Regions from separate parts of the Homo sapiens genome. Here all the other regions are linked to region 1. A link is a contact called in ENCODE Hi-C or POLR2A ChIA-PET data. All regions are on one chromosome and are shown on one strand. The core of a region is the stretch at or near the end of the contact, and the rest is flanking DNA. Distances in the headings are between cores, read along the strand shown. Region 1 holds the start of PISD (phosphatidylserine decarboxylase). Region 2 overlaps DEPDC5 (DEP domain containing 5, GATOR1 subcomplex subunit). Region 3 overlaps DEPDC5 (DEP domain containing 5, GATOR1 subcomplex subunit).

Region 1 (4,379 bases), core at 1,025-3,524:
AATCTCTATTTCTAACAAGCATCCCAGCCCATTCAGCCCATTCTTTTATCAAATGAGTTTAGGAAACATGGCCCTAAATTATCACCCAAGATGTTATCTATCACCTGTCACACATCACCCAGTTATTGAAAAACTTACCTGAAATATAAGGTTTTCATTTACATGTCTCACAAATAGGCACTGGTTTACTAAAAACCCACAGAAATGTTATCTTTTTGGTTTGTGTATTAATATCATTTCTATCTTGATATAGAATACCTTTGAAAATTAAGGTTTCTTATTGTACCCAAATCTTCATCTCTCTCACCCACTGCATCTAAGTCTAGCCTTATCTATCTACACTGGTACTAAAACATAGCTTTTTTTCTTTCCCTTTTAATGATGGTGACTGAGGTACAGCCTCCTCTCATCATTTAAAAAAATTATTTTAGGTGGACTGCGATGGCTCACTTCTGTAATGCCAGCACTTAGAGAGGTGAAAGTGGGTGGATCACTTGAGCCCAGGAGTTCAACACCAGCCTGGGCAACATGGTGAAACCCTGTCTCCACCCCCACCCCCAAAAAAAATGCAGCTGGGCGGGGTGGCGTGCACCTGTGGTCCTAGCTACTCAGGAGGCTGAGGTGGAAGAACTGCTTGAGACCAGGAGGTGGAGGCTGCAGTGAGCCATCATCACACCACTGCACTCCCTCTTGGGCAACAGAGTGAGGCTCTGACTTCCAAAACAAATAACAACAACAAAAAACAATTTTTTAAGAGTCTCATTTTAGTCCTTTCAATTCGTGACACACTTTATTTATTTTTAATTTTTTTGAGACAGAGTCTCACTCTGTCGCCCAGGCTGGACTCCAGCGGCGCAGTCTTGGCTTATTGCAACCTCCGCCTCCCAGGTTCAAGCAATTCTCCTGCCTCAGCCTCCCAAGTAGCTGGGATTACAGGTGCCTGCCACCATGCCCGGCTAATTTTTGTATTTTTTAGTAGAGACAGGGTTTCACCACATTGGCCAGGCTGGTCTCGAACTCCTGACCTCAAGTGATCCACCCACCTTGGCCTACCAAAGTGCTGAGGTTACAGGCGTGAGCCACCGCGCCCAGCCTGTGACACACTTTAAATGAATTCAGGGTTGACTCATACACAGCACGCCTGGTAATAACATTGAAAACAAAGTCTCCTGCCCAAATTCTAACAGTTACCACCACAATGCAGAGCCCTCTCCTGAGAGATAATCATTTCTGTACAGTTAATGATGAAAGAGTGACGCTTTCATAACAAGACCAATGATGGTTTCTGTTCCCTCTCAGTCCAAATCCAGTGTCCGTCTCCTCCCAAAACAATAGGTTATCCTCTGATCAACGCTGACAAAATGAACCCTGTAGGAAACACACAAGTATGGCGCATCTCTCAAATCTTAGCTCTTTGAAATGACACCAGGCAGCCGACTCTGAATCACAGCTACATTTTAATCCATTTTCCGACACTCCAAATGCTCTAAGCTATTTTCTGTATAACCACTGCCCTCACGGCGGGCAGCCTGAGAGAAAGATCGTCGCGTGAGGGGGTACCTTGATGGGGGTCCGGGCTCTGCTACAAACTGGCTAGGTGAACTTGAGCAAATCCCTCCCTCTCTCGGAGCCTCAATCTCATTAACTCCAAAGAGAGACAGCTGGACTCAGAAGACCCCTCAAGTCTCCCACATTTCTAAGAATCTAACAGCTGGGGGTCACAAGGGTAACCAAGACTCTAGCCCCATAACATATTGTTTTGAGATTACCTAACCTAACCCTCTAGCTTCAAAGACTAAGATCCAGAAATGAAAGTTGCCTGACACTCAATCTAGTGTCCTTCCCACAGGACATCATTCCTTCTACGAAAACGAACACACGAGAAAATGGCATCTGAACATCTGAAAGCCCTGCCTCGACTCAAGAGACGGGCAGGTAGCCTATTTCATCTGATTTTTGTCCCTCGTGAACTTCCACCTAGCTGGAAAGGGCAAAGCGCGAGCTTCTAGGCCACACCCTAAGTAAATCCGGACCGCCCTACGCAGGAGCAGTCGCACCTGCTCCTAAGCTCGAGGTGAAGGTGGCTCCGTCTCCACCCGAGCTCGCCTCAGAGCGAGCCCGCGACACAGAAACATCTCTCTTCAGACCCCAGCTTGGTCCAGGTTGCCCCACGCCCCAAGGTAGTCTCTCCGCGCTGCTATACCTGCTCCGCCACGGCGCGACCCCGTGCAGTAATCCCAGACATCGGTGCCCCACGGACGTCGCCATCTTGTCTGCTCCTTCTCAGCGTGCCACGCCCCCTTCACACGCTGGGCGCACGCTTAAGGCGTCACGAGTCTCGAGTTCAGTGGGCCAATGAGAAAAGCGCGGGTTGGGGGCGGAGCCGACTAAGCTCCGCCCTGTGGCTACTCCCCACCTAACCCGCTTGGCACCTGCGGAGGTAGGGGAACTAGTGGAGCTGTAGGTTTCGCTAAACCTGGGCTTGGTCGCAGCACTGCCACTCCTCCTCCTTCCCTCTGGGTGCCTTTCCTCATGTACCTGGAAAATCTGAGTCATCCAAGATCCAAGAATGTCGTTTCAAGTGATCGAACTTGCTCATTTTACGGATGGGGAAACTGGGCATCCATGACTCAGCTCTCGTTTTTTAAGCGCCGGAGTGTGTTGTGAGCACTTTGCAAGCATGGTGTCATATCATTCTTATCTCCTACCGCTGTGCTGCCAGGGAGACCGGGGGCAAACGGTCTTGGATCACCTAGAAATGCAACCAGTCGTTAAATTCGGTGCCTGGTGCTTGCTCTTGAAAAGGTTCCTATCTTCAATTGTAAGAGGAAAACGAGTTTTCAATCATGTCTGCTACTTTTTACTGAGCACTGACTAGAGACTCGCAGCTAGGCCCGAGACATTATCCCCATTTTAAAGATGAGGTACCTGAGGCTCAGGAAGGTTAAGCAACATCTTCAAGGGTACATAAAGGGCATATGCCCAAAGACTATAAAATAGTGAAGCCAGAATTTGAACATACGTCTCTGACTCCAAAAACCATGTCCTAAACATCTTCTTCTTTTTTTTTTTTTTTTGAGACAGAGTCTCTCATTGTCGCCCAGGCTGGAGTGCAGTGGCGCGATCTCGATTCACTGCAAGCTCCGCCTCCCGGGTTGACGCCATTCTCCTGCCTCAGCCTCCCGAGTAGCTGGGACTACAGGCGCCCGCCACAACGCCCGGCTAATTTTTTTATATATATTTTTCGTAGAGACGGGGTTTCACCATGTTAGCCAGGATGGTCTCGATCTCCTGACCTCGTGATCCGCCCGCCTCGGCTTCTCAAAATGCTGGGATTACAAGCGTGAGCCACCGCACCTGGCCTAAACATTCTTCCTTTTAAGCCCTTTGTCAGAATCTGGCAGAATTTGGGTCCAACAACTGAAGGAATGCAGCCCTACTTTTTCATCTGCTAAGCTGATAATCACAGTTGCCTTCACCAGGCATTTGACAGGAGGAGGAATATGCTCCCTGGTCCCTGCAGGTATTTCTGTGTAGTTGGCTTAAGTTCAACTAGGGCATACTCAGCTCCTACAGAGAGCTTAAAAGGCACCAGGTTTGGTATTGGGGGGAAGAAACCTCCCTTTGTCATGGTTTTCAAAAGTCGGAAAAGAAAAAAACAAATGTATAGAATTGGTTTTGGCCGGGCGCAGTGGCTCACGCCTGCAATCCCCACTCACTGGGAGGCTGAGGTGGGAGGATAGCTTGAGCCAAGGAGTTGAGACCAGCCTGGGCCGGGCGCGGTGGCTCACGCCTGTAATCTCAGCACTTTGGGAGGCCGAGGTGGGCGGATCACGAGGTCAAGAGATTGAGACCATCCTGGCTAACACGATGAAACCCCATCTCTACTAAAAATACAAAAAAAATTAGCCGGGCGTGGTGGCGGGCGCCTGTAGTCCCAGCTACTCTGGAGGCTGAGGCAGGAGGATGGCGTGAACCCGGGAGGCGGACTTGCAGCGAGCCGAGATCGCGCCATTGCACTCCAGCCTGGGTGACAGAGTGAGACTCCGTCTCAAAAAAAAAAAAAAAAAAAAAAAGGAAGTAAAAAAGAGACCAGCCTGGACAACATAGTGAGACTCCATCTCTTTTTTTTTTTTTTTAAGAGGCTGGGCACCGTGGCTCACCCTATGATCCCAGCACTTTGGGAGGCCAAGGCGGGCGGATCACCTGAGGTCAGGAGTTCGAGACCAGCCTGGCCAACATGGTGAAACCCCATCTCTATTAAAAATACAAAAATTAGCTGGGCATAGTGGCGCCTGCCTGTAATCCCAGCTACTCCAGAGGCTGAGGTACGAGAATTGCTTGAACCCGGGAGGGGGAGGTTGCAGTGAGCTGAGATA
Region 2 (4,625 bases), core at 2,107-4,606, 130 kb after region 1:
TGTATTTTTACTAGAGACAGGGTTTTACCATGTTGGCCAGGCTGGTCTTGAACTCCTAACCTCAGGTGATCCGCCTGCCTCGGCCTCCCAAAGTGTTGGGATTACAGATGTGAGCCACCGTGCCTAGCCTAAAAAGTTTTATAATTTTTTTTTTTGAGACAGGGTCTCACTGTCACCCAGGCTGGAGTGCAGTGGAGCGATCATGGCTCACTACAGCTTTGACCTCCTGAGCTCAAGTGATTCTCCTGCCTTAGCCTTAGTAGCTGAGACTACAGGCATTTGCTACCACACCTAGCTAATTTTTTGTGTTTTTTTATAGAGATGGGGTTTTGCCATGTTGCCCAGGCTGGTCTCAAACCCCTGAGCTCAAGCGGTCACCCACCTTGGCCTCCCAAATTGCTAGGATTACAGATAGAACCACCATGCCTGGCTGGGAAATTCATATAACCTTGAATTTGGCAGTGGTTTCTTAGATATAACACCAAAAGCACGGCATCCAAATTAAAAGCAGTTGAATCAGACTTCAAAATTAAAAACTTTTGTGCATCAACGGACATTGTCAAGAAAGTAAAGAGGCCAGACCTGCTGGCTCACACCTTTAATCCCAGCACTTTGGGAGGCTGAGGTGGGAGAATCGTGTGAAGCCAAAAGTTCGAGTAACCCAGACAACAAAACGAGACCCTGTCTCTACAAAAATAAAAATAGAAAAAAATTAGCTGGCTGCATTGGCAAATGCCTCTAGTCTCAGCTACTCAAGAGGCTGAGGCAAGAGGATCCCTTGATCACAGGAATTTGAGGTTACAGTATGATTGTACCACTGCACTCCAACCTGGGTGATAGGACAGAGCAAGACCCTGTCTCTTTAAAAAAAAAAAAAAAAGAAGAAGAAAAAAGAAGACAACCCACAGAATGGGAGAAAATATTATTTGCAAATTATTTTCTGATAAAAGTCTGTTATCCAGAAAATATGTAGAACTTCTGTAACTCAAGAACGAAAAGAAAAAACCCTAATTGACAAATGGGCAAAGGCTGCCCCATTCACCATGATGTGATTATTTCACATTACATGCCTGTATCAAAACATCTCATGTACCCCACAGATATTAAACACCTACTATGTACCCATAAAAATTAAAAAATAATTAAAATAATTAAAAAAACAAATGGGCAAAGGACTTGAATCAACATTTCTCTAAAGAATATACATGAATGTCCAACAAGTACATGAAAAGATGCTCAAGATCATTAGTCATTAGGAAAATGCAACCTAATACCACAATGAAATGCCACTTCACACCCACTAGGATGACTGTATTTTTTTTTTTTTTTTTTTTTTTTTTTGAGACAGAGTCTCGCCATGTTGCCCAGGCTAGAGTGCAGTGGCGCAATCATAGCTCACTGCAGCCTTGATCGCCTGGGCTCAAGCCATCCTCCCTCCTCAGCCTCCTATAGTAGCTAGGACTACAGGCATGTGCCACTATGCCCGGGCAATTTTTTTTTTTTTTTTGGTGGAAACTAGGTCTCACTATGTTATCCAGGCTGATCTCGAACTCCTGAGCTTAAGTGATCTTCCCACCTTGGCCTCCCAATGTGCTGAGATTACAGACGTGAGCTACAGTGCCTAGCCCATATTTTTTTTTGAGACAGAGTTTTGCTCTTGTTGCCCAGGCTGGAGTACAATGGTGTGATCTCGGCCCACTGCAACCTCTGCCTCCCGGGTTCAAGCAGTTCTCCTGCTTCAGCCTCCCGAATAGCTGAGATTACAGGCGCCCACCACCACGCCCATCTAATTTTTTTGTGTTTTTAGTAGAGACGGGGTTTCACCATGTTGGCCAGGGTGGTCTCGAACTTCTGACCTCAGGTGATCCGCCCGCCTTGGCCTCCCAAAGTGCTGGGATTACAGACGTGAGCCTCCGCGACTGGGCCCATATTCTTTATTTTATTTATTTATGTATTTTTAGAGACAGTCTCGCTCTGTCGCCCAGACTGGAGTGCAGTGCTGCGATCTCGAACATGGCTCACTGCAACTTCCACCTCCCAGGTACAAGCGATTCTCGTCCCTCAGCCTGCCAAGTAGCTGGGATTATAGGTGTGCGCCACCTTACCCTGCTAATTTTTGTATTTTTAGTAGTGATGTGGTTTCACCATGTTGGCCAGGCTGGTCTCGAACTCCTGGCCTTAAGTGATCTCCCCACCTTGGCCTCCCAAAGTGCCGGATTATGGGCCTAGCCCGTATTCTTGACAGCATTATTCATATTAGCTAAAAAGTAGGATAACACAAATAACAAATGTCTGTCAGCTAAAGCATAGATAAATAAAATGTATATCCATACAATGTAGTATTATTCTGCTATAAAGAAGAATGAAGTACTAACACATGCTACAGCATAGATGAATCTTGAACACATGTTAAGTGAGAGAAGCCAGACATAGTGGATCAAATACAAATCATAAGATCTTATTTATATGAAATGTCCAGAATAGGTAAATATATAATATAGAGATTAGTGGTTGCCAGGGACTGAGGGTGGGGAGTGACTGTTTCATCAGTTTGGGATTTCCTGTTGGGGTGATGAAAATGTTTTGGATCCAAATAATGGTGATAGTTATACAACATTGTGAATGTATTAAATGTCACGATGGCAATATTTATATGTATTTTGCCACAATTAAAAAATTATTTCATTCGATTATCTCACCTTGATTTCACATGAAAACATTTTGATGAAAAAGTATTTGAAGTCACATTATGTAGTGTAAAAGAGTAGAGTTTGGATTAAGGCAGACTGGGTTTTAAATGATCTCATCAGCTTGCTTTTTTTTTTTTCTTTTTTGATTAAGAGACAGAGTCTTGCTATGCTGCTTAGGCTGGTCTTGAACTCCTGGGCTCCAGGGATCTTGTCACTTCATCCTCCTCAGTAGTTGGGACTACAGGCGCAGGCCACCATGCCTGGCTGATTAGCTTTTTGGTCTCCAAGGATTAGTCTCTGAGGCTCCATTTCTTCAGCTGCAAAATGGAGATAATAATAGACCCTCTCACCACATCACTTATGAGTTGAGACACTCCATGCCCATATCAGCCCATTGTGAGCCCGTTGTGTTTTCCTGTATATCACTTGCACTAAAATTAGATAAGGGTGCTGATTTTGGAGCTCTTGGACTCCCGTGAATTAATTGGCAGTCAGTGAAGGTCTGCTGTTTCCTAGCACTCTGCTCTGGGTACTGTGGCTTGTATTTAGGAATTTCTGTCCACTTGAGATACATCCATGAAATGTACATTATATTATGTGCCTTATATAGTGAGTGTTGAATTCTGTAGTCACTAAGCATACTTAAGATAAAGATGGGGTTGGTCAGTATAGGCTGTTGTCTTCAGAGACCCAGGAGGAACTGAAACTGCGCTTGCTAGCTAACTGTTGCAAGCCACTTTTGATGTTCATCTGTAAACACCCTACTTCTAGGATATTGATCTCCAGACTCCATGGAAATGTTTATTCTCATTAGTCCCTGTCCCTGTCCAAAGGTAGTTCTTTGCCTTGGCTTATACCGCTGAGTCCAGAGCAAACCCCACCCTCATCCTATGAGACTAGTAGGGTGTGGGAGTGCCTTTGATTCTTAAATCCACCACCATGGGTGCTGTTCTTGTTCCCTAGACCACAATTCTGCAGAAATTAAAAAACACTGTAGGCCTGGCATTGTGGCTCACGCCTGTAATCCCAGCACTTTGCCAAGGCAAGTGGATCACTTGAGCCCAGCCTGGGGATTATGATGAAACCCTATCTCTCTTTTTTTTTTTCTTTTTTTTTTTTTTTTTGAGACGGAGTCTCGCTCCGTCGCCCAGGCTGGAGTGCAATGGCACAGTCTTGGCTCACTGCAGTCTCCACCCCCTGGGTTCAAGTGATTATCCTACCTCAGCCTCCTGAGTAGCTGCAATTTCAGGCGCGTGCCACATTGCCTGGGTAATTTTCCTACTTTTAGTAGAGATGGAGTTTCGCCATGTTGGCCAGGCTGGTCTCGAACTCCTGACCTCAGGTGATCCACCCGCCTCAGCCTCCCAAAGCACCGGGATTGCAGGTTTGAGCCACCACGCCCAGCCGAAACCCTGTCTTTATAAAAAATGCAAAAATTATCTGGGCCTGGTGACGCGTGTCTGTAGTCCAGCTACTCGGGAACTGGGAGACAGTCACCATTACTTAATGCTGATTTGCAGTTTTCCAATCACTTTCCACATTCCTGGCACTTTAGATAACTTTCCTAAAGTCACATAGTGGCAAGTTTCAGGTTCAGGACTCCATCTAGGGCTTCTGACTCCCAGCAGTGCTCTGTCCCCTGCACTGCAGCCTATAATTACCTGAAGCTATTCAATACTGTGCACTGCTGCTGAGCCACCTGGATTAAGAATATTATGTGCAGCTGGGCCTCACACCTGTAATCCCAGCACTTTGGGAGGCCGAGGCAAGCAGATCACTTGAGGCCATGAGTTCGAGACCAGCCTGGCCAACATGGTGAAACCCTGTCTCTACTAAAAATACAAAAATTACCCAGGTGGCCCACCTGTAATCCTAGCTACTCTGGAGGCTGAGGCAGGAGAATTGCTTGAACCTGGGAGGTGGAGGCTGCAATGA
Region 3 (4,720 bases), core at 243-2,742, 160 kb after region 1:
ATTTGACTATACTTGAACTAGTTTCACTGGTTAACTGAAGCAGGGGGAATTACAGGTTCTGATGGTAGCAGCACCAGAATGTACCCAGGTAGTCTTGGAAGTTGTTTGGGGCCTGGGATAGCTCAGGTGGACCAGTTGATTTCCCATAAAATTTGTTTTAGAATTTTAAAATCATTTTAGGGAAAAGAAGTTTCAAAGAATCTTTATTTGGGGTGGTTGTGGAAGATTTTAACATGACACCATTGTGGAGTCCTCTGAGCTAAGGGTTCCCTGGCAGACTCAAATTGGAAAAGCATTTGCTGCAACCTGAAGCTCTGGCTCAGCCTTCTCTTTGGCTTCTGAGCTGTAGGTGTGTCCACCTGATGGACCTCTCTGCTCAGATGGCCCCCAAGTACCTCATCCTTAATGCATTGACAGCCAAACTCATGTCTCCCTGTTCCTCAGCCCATGCTTCCTCTTCCACTCCTTCTTCTGATTGGCTCCTCACCTCCGTTCTCACTGCATTGTTCAGACTCCTGTCATTTGTGGCCAGGATTATTGCAGTAGCCTTCAAAATGATCTTCCTGCTCTGTTCTCATCCCTTCTGATTCATAGTCCATACTGTCACTGATGTTTCCAGATGCAGATCTGATCAGCCACTCCTTCCCACATGTAACCCTTTCATGGCTCTTCATGGCTATAGTGCTGATCATCACCCAGCTCCTCCCTGTGGTTGTATCTTCACCTGCCTCCTCTTCCACATGGTACTGCAGGTGGAAAGAGCGCAGGCTCCAGGATCTTAGGACATGAGGCCTGACTCCACCTCATGAGCAGTGAAGCCCTCAGGCCAGTTACTACACTAATTTCTGGGTATCTCAGTGTCTTTATCATGAAGAGATTGAATTTTTTTTTTTTCTTTTTTGAGGAAGAGACTCACTCTGTCTCCCAGGCTGGAGTGCAGTGGTGCGATCTCAGCTCTCTGCAACCTCTGCCTCCCGGGTTCAAGCAATTCCCCTGCCTCAGCCTCCCAAGTAGCTGGGATTACAGGTGTGTACTACCACCCCCAGCTAATTTTTGTATTTTTAGTAGAGATGGAGTCTTGCCATGTTGGGCAGTCTGGTCTCAAACTACTGGCCTCCTGTGATCTGCCCATCTCAGCCTCCCAAAGTGCTGGGATTACAGGCATGAGCCACCACACCTGGCTGGAGATTGACTATTAAATGTGATAATCCACATAAATTCTTAGGACAGTGCTGGACATCCATGGTGAGCACTCAACAAATAGGAGCTGTTGTTGTCATTACAATAACATATTTTGTATTCCAGGCATTTCTTGTGCTCCTCAAAAGAACTGTGTCCTCGTGTTCCTTTGCATAGATAGGTTCCTCTCTATAGAATATGCTTCTTCCCTGTCTTTAACCCCTGATTCTGACTGGCAGGCATGAACTTAGTTTATTATTCAGCTGCAACAATACCTCTTCTTTGAAGCCTGCCCCGGTGGTTCCCCCTCCTTCCCATGCCCTCCCGGGGTGTGTTAGGCATGTTTCCGCACAGCTCCGTATGCATAACCCAATTGTACAACTTGGCATGTTGTGATCTCACTGCTTGTTTTCCATGTCTGTCTCCTCACTAGACTGAAAGAGCTTATCTTTATTCATTTTCTCCACTCAATGTTTAACACATTTATGGACAAATGAATTTATATTTCCAAGACCAAGTTGCCGTATGTGAGAAGAATTTGAATAACACACAATATTATTATTTAATTGGTATGCAAGTATTTAATTATACATAGTTTTTTTTTTTTTTTTTAAGAGACAGGATCTTCCTCTGTTGTCCAGGATAGAGTACAGTGGCTTGATCTCACTGCAGCCTCAACCTTTTGGGATGATGTGATCCTTTCACCTCAGCATCCCAAATAGTTGGGACTACAGGCACATACCACCACACCTGGCTTAATTATATACGTATGCTCTGAATGCTTGGCTTCTCATAGATGGTGTGGGATCCTGGGGTTGTTTTTCTAGTCAGGGTGATATTGTTAAGTGGGGTCATCTTTTCCCTTTCCCAGTCCCTTTATGTAACCTATAGCATGTGTTTTCAAAGGGGTTAGTGGCCATCAAGAGGTGATCTATAGCCACATGGGAACTGAACTCCCATCTTTGACCTTAAGCTACCTGATCAATTATGTTAATGAGCCACTGAAAGAAATTAGATAAAATTATTCAAATTTTTATAACCATATATCGGACATTAATTTGTTATAACCATATGCAAAACCAATTAATGTCAGATCTTCAGGATATATCCATAGTCTTACTTCCATCAGTCTTAGCCTGGCCTAAGGTGCCATCATCTTTTGCCTGGATGCAGTAGCGAGTTACCTGGTCTTGGGCTCCTCCCTTGCCCTTCCATATCGTTTATTTTCAACACAACAAATCAGAGTGACCTTTATAAAATAGAATTTGGATTATGAACTTCTCTGCACAAAATTTTCCAAGGGCTTCCCAGCTCACTTGGAGTAAAAGCCAAGGCATTATGGTGGCAGATAGACCCCTCATGTCATGTGGCTGCTTGTTACGCTCAGTCCTCGTCTCCTGCTTTCTCCCTCTCATTTCACTCTGGAGGTTCCCCAGATAGATCAGGCTCACTCTGAATTGCAGGTCCTTCCTCTTGTTCGCCCCTCTGCTGTGCCTTTACTCCAGAGAGCATCATGGCTAAGATCCAGATGTCTGCATTTGCCCAAGACAGTCCTGGTTTGAATTTGTGAACCCATATGACTATTAATAGTGTCCCCTTCCAGTCTCAGAGGTGTCCTGTATTGGATGATAAATGACATGGCCACCCTTCCCACAGCTCGCTCTCTCGCTTCCTTCAGGTCTTGCCTGAATTGCCATATTTTACTTCAGCACTCCCCTCCTATCCTCTCTACCTAATATTTCTCCATTGTGCCACCTGGCATGCTAGATTTTTAAATTTTGTACTTTTTTTATTGTAAGTTCCATGACTGTCAGGATTTTTGTTTTGCTCATGACTGTATTCCCAGAGCTTAAAACAGTTCCTGGTGGCTGGGCACAGTGGCTCACGCCTGTAATCCCAGCACTTTGGGAGGCCAAGGCGGGCGGATCACCTGAGGTCGGGAGTTCGAGACCAGCCTGACCAACATGGAGAAACCGCCATCTCTGCTAAAAATACAAAATTAGCCAGGCGTGGTGGCGCATGCCTGTAATCCCAGCTACTTGGGAGGCTGAGGCAGGAGAATCGCTTTGAACCCGGGAGGCGGAGGTTGCAGTGAGCCAAGGTCACGCCATTGCACTCCAGCCTAGGCAACAAGAGCAAAACTCCGTCTCAAAAAAAAAAAAAAAAAAAAAACAGTTCCTGGCACATAATAGATAGTTGAATGAATGCTAAAAATCTTCTGAAGTTAGCTTTCTCTCTACTGAAGCATGATTTAATTTTTCTCTAATGCTTTTCTTTCTTATAACCTTCTTAAACAATTAACTAGATTCCTTTTTTTCAAAGACTTGGGTAGTCTTTTTCTCCTTGCTTGGTTTTTAAGTGACTTTCCTTTCAAGCCATCCTCAGTTTTCATGGAACATGTTTTGCCTTCTTCAAACTCACTAAACTCTTACCCATTCGAGAAAAGTGTATTGAACTCTAGGCACTGTGCTAAGGCCTGAGAAGAAACAAAAACTACTAAGACACTGACTCTCCCGACCTCAAGGAGCTCTGCTTCCTCATGCACTTGGGATTCTCTTTCAAGCAATTCCCATGTGGGGTAATGACGATGAAAGGAAAGCCGTCTTGTGGGGGATTGAACTGTGAATGGTTTCAGTGTGGTTTGAACATGTGATCTCTGCTAAATGAGGATGTGCTAGATGAGGGAGTGTGCTGTGATGAAAACAACCAGGATCAGAATTCCCCCTGCCCCTCACTGGACTTTCAAGCTGAGGCTCAGGTTCTTCATCTGTGTAATGGGCATAAAGATCCTCCCCTTCCTGACTGCCTGTCCCACAGAGCGGTTGTCTGGATCAAAAGTAGGTTGGGTACATTATGGGCTAGATTACCACATAGAGTCCTTGTTTTGGGACAAGGTGGGGTCTGAATTCACAACTGGTTAACATTTCATTCATTAAAAAATCAGAGAAGACTGGCGCGGTGTCTGACGCCTGTAATCCCAGCACTTTGGGAGGCCAAGGCGGGTGGATCACTTGAAGTCAGGAGTTCGAGACCAGCCTGACCAACATGTTGAAACCCCGCCTCTACTGAAAATACAAATATTAGCTGGGCGTGGTGGCGGGCGCCTGTAATCCCAGCGACTTGGGAGGCTGAGGCAGGAGAATCGCTTGAACCCGGGAGGTGGAGGTTGCAGTGAGCCAAGATCATGCCATTGCACTCCAGCCAGGGTGATAAGAGTGAAACTCCATCCCAGGGGAAAAAAAAAATCAGAGAAAAATCCAAACAGAGAAACCTTATCTGTGACCCTACCTTCACCTCTTTGCACCATCTGCAGGCACTCAAGCGTGACTCAGTCTTTCTCCTGCATTTGGACATGATTCATATGTGAATCATGATTCACAGGAGTATCATCTCTGTGGGTTTCCCTCCCAGCCCCACAGAATTTCATTTGGAGTGTTGTTGGTGGGGACCTGGTAGCTGCAGTCTTCACTTGTTTTTCACCCTGCTGCCCAGCAGAGACAGGGCAGTTGGTGTGACTGGGCAGATAGTTTTTATCCCTCTG

What was found. Hi-C counts contacts between places; a loop is a spot of excess contacts on that map. ChIA-PET counts read pairs that join two places held with the same protein, here RNA polymerase II (POLR2A). Pooled maps may share reads with other maps.
Region 2: a map with no recorded cell type shows a loop between it and region 1 (6-fold over the local background). The contact joins the enhancer-like site here to the promoter of PISD in region 1. A Hi-C loop is called at or near these places in 3 of 37 single-sample maps with no recorded cell type and 4 of 50 pooled maps. POLR2A ChIA-PET finds 5 or more read pairs at or near these places in 13 of 52 experiments (AG04450, B cell, GM12878 and 10 more).
Region 3: a map of HCT116 shows a loop between it and region 1 (8-fold over the local background). The contact joins the enhancer-like site here to the promoter of PISD in region 1. A Hi-C loop is called at or near these places in 2 of 168 maps with a recorded cell type or tissue (HCT116 and HepG2), 1 of 37 single-sample maps with no recorded cell type and 10 of 50 pooled maps. POLR2A ChIA-PET finds 5 or more read pairs at or near these places in 13 of 52 experiments (BJ, GM12878, HEK293T and 9 more).

What each region holds. Positions count from the first base shown.
Region 1 is chr22:31,659,941-31,664,319 of GRCh38, forward strand. PISD (phosphatidylserine decarboxylase) reads right to left here and starts at 2,275. Exons shown (of 8, transcript NM_001326411.2): 1 at 2,204-2,275. The coding sequence starts at 2,268. RefSeq lists enhancers at 1,007-1,900, 1,196-1,335, 1,309-2,508, 1,726-1,775, 2,016-2,315 and 1 more.
Region 2 is chr22:31,786,951-31,791,575 of GRCh38, forward strand. All of the region lies in intron 10 of DEPDC5 (DEP domain containing 5, GATOR1 subcomplex subunit), which reads left to right. Among named protein-coding and RNA genes, the nearest start is that of DEPDC5, 35 kb to the left of the region's middle. RefSeq lists an enhancer at 3,605-3,664. Within about 2 kb of position 3,357, at least 2 of the 41 ENCODE cell types and tissues checked have a DNase peak (open chromatin) inside an H3K27ac peak, as active enhancers do; they include GM12878, where a contact is called at or near this core.
Region 3 is chr22:31,825,124-31,829,843 of GRCh38, forward strand. The region is part of intron 24 of DEPDC5 (DEP domain containing 5, GATOR1 subcomplex subunit); the gene reads left to right. Among named protein-coding and RNA genes, the nearest start is that of DEPDC5, 73 kb to the left of the region's middle. RefSeq lists an enhancer at 3,914-4,720. Within about 2 kb of position 1,493, at least 2 of the 41 ENCODE cell types and tissues checked have a DNase peak (open chromatin) inside an H3K27ac peak, as active enhancers do.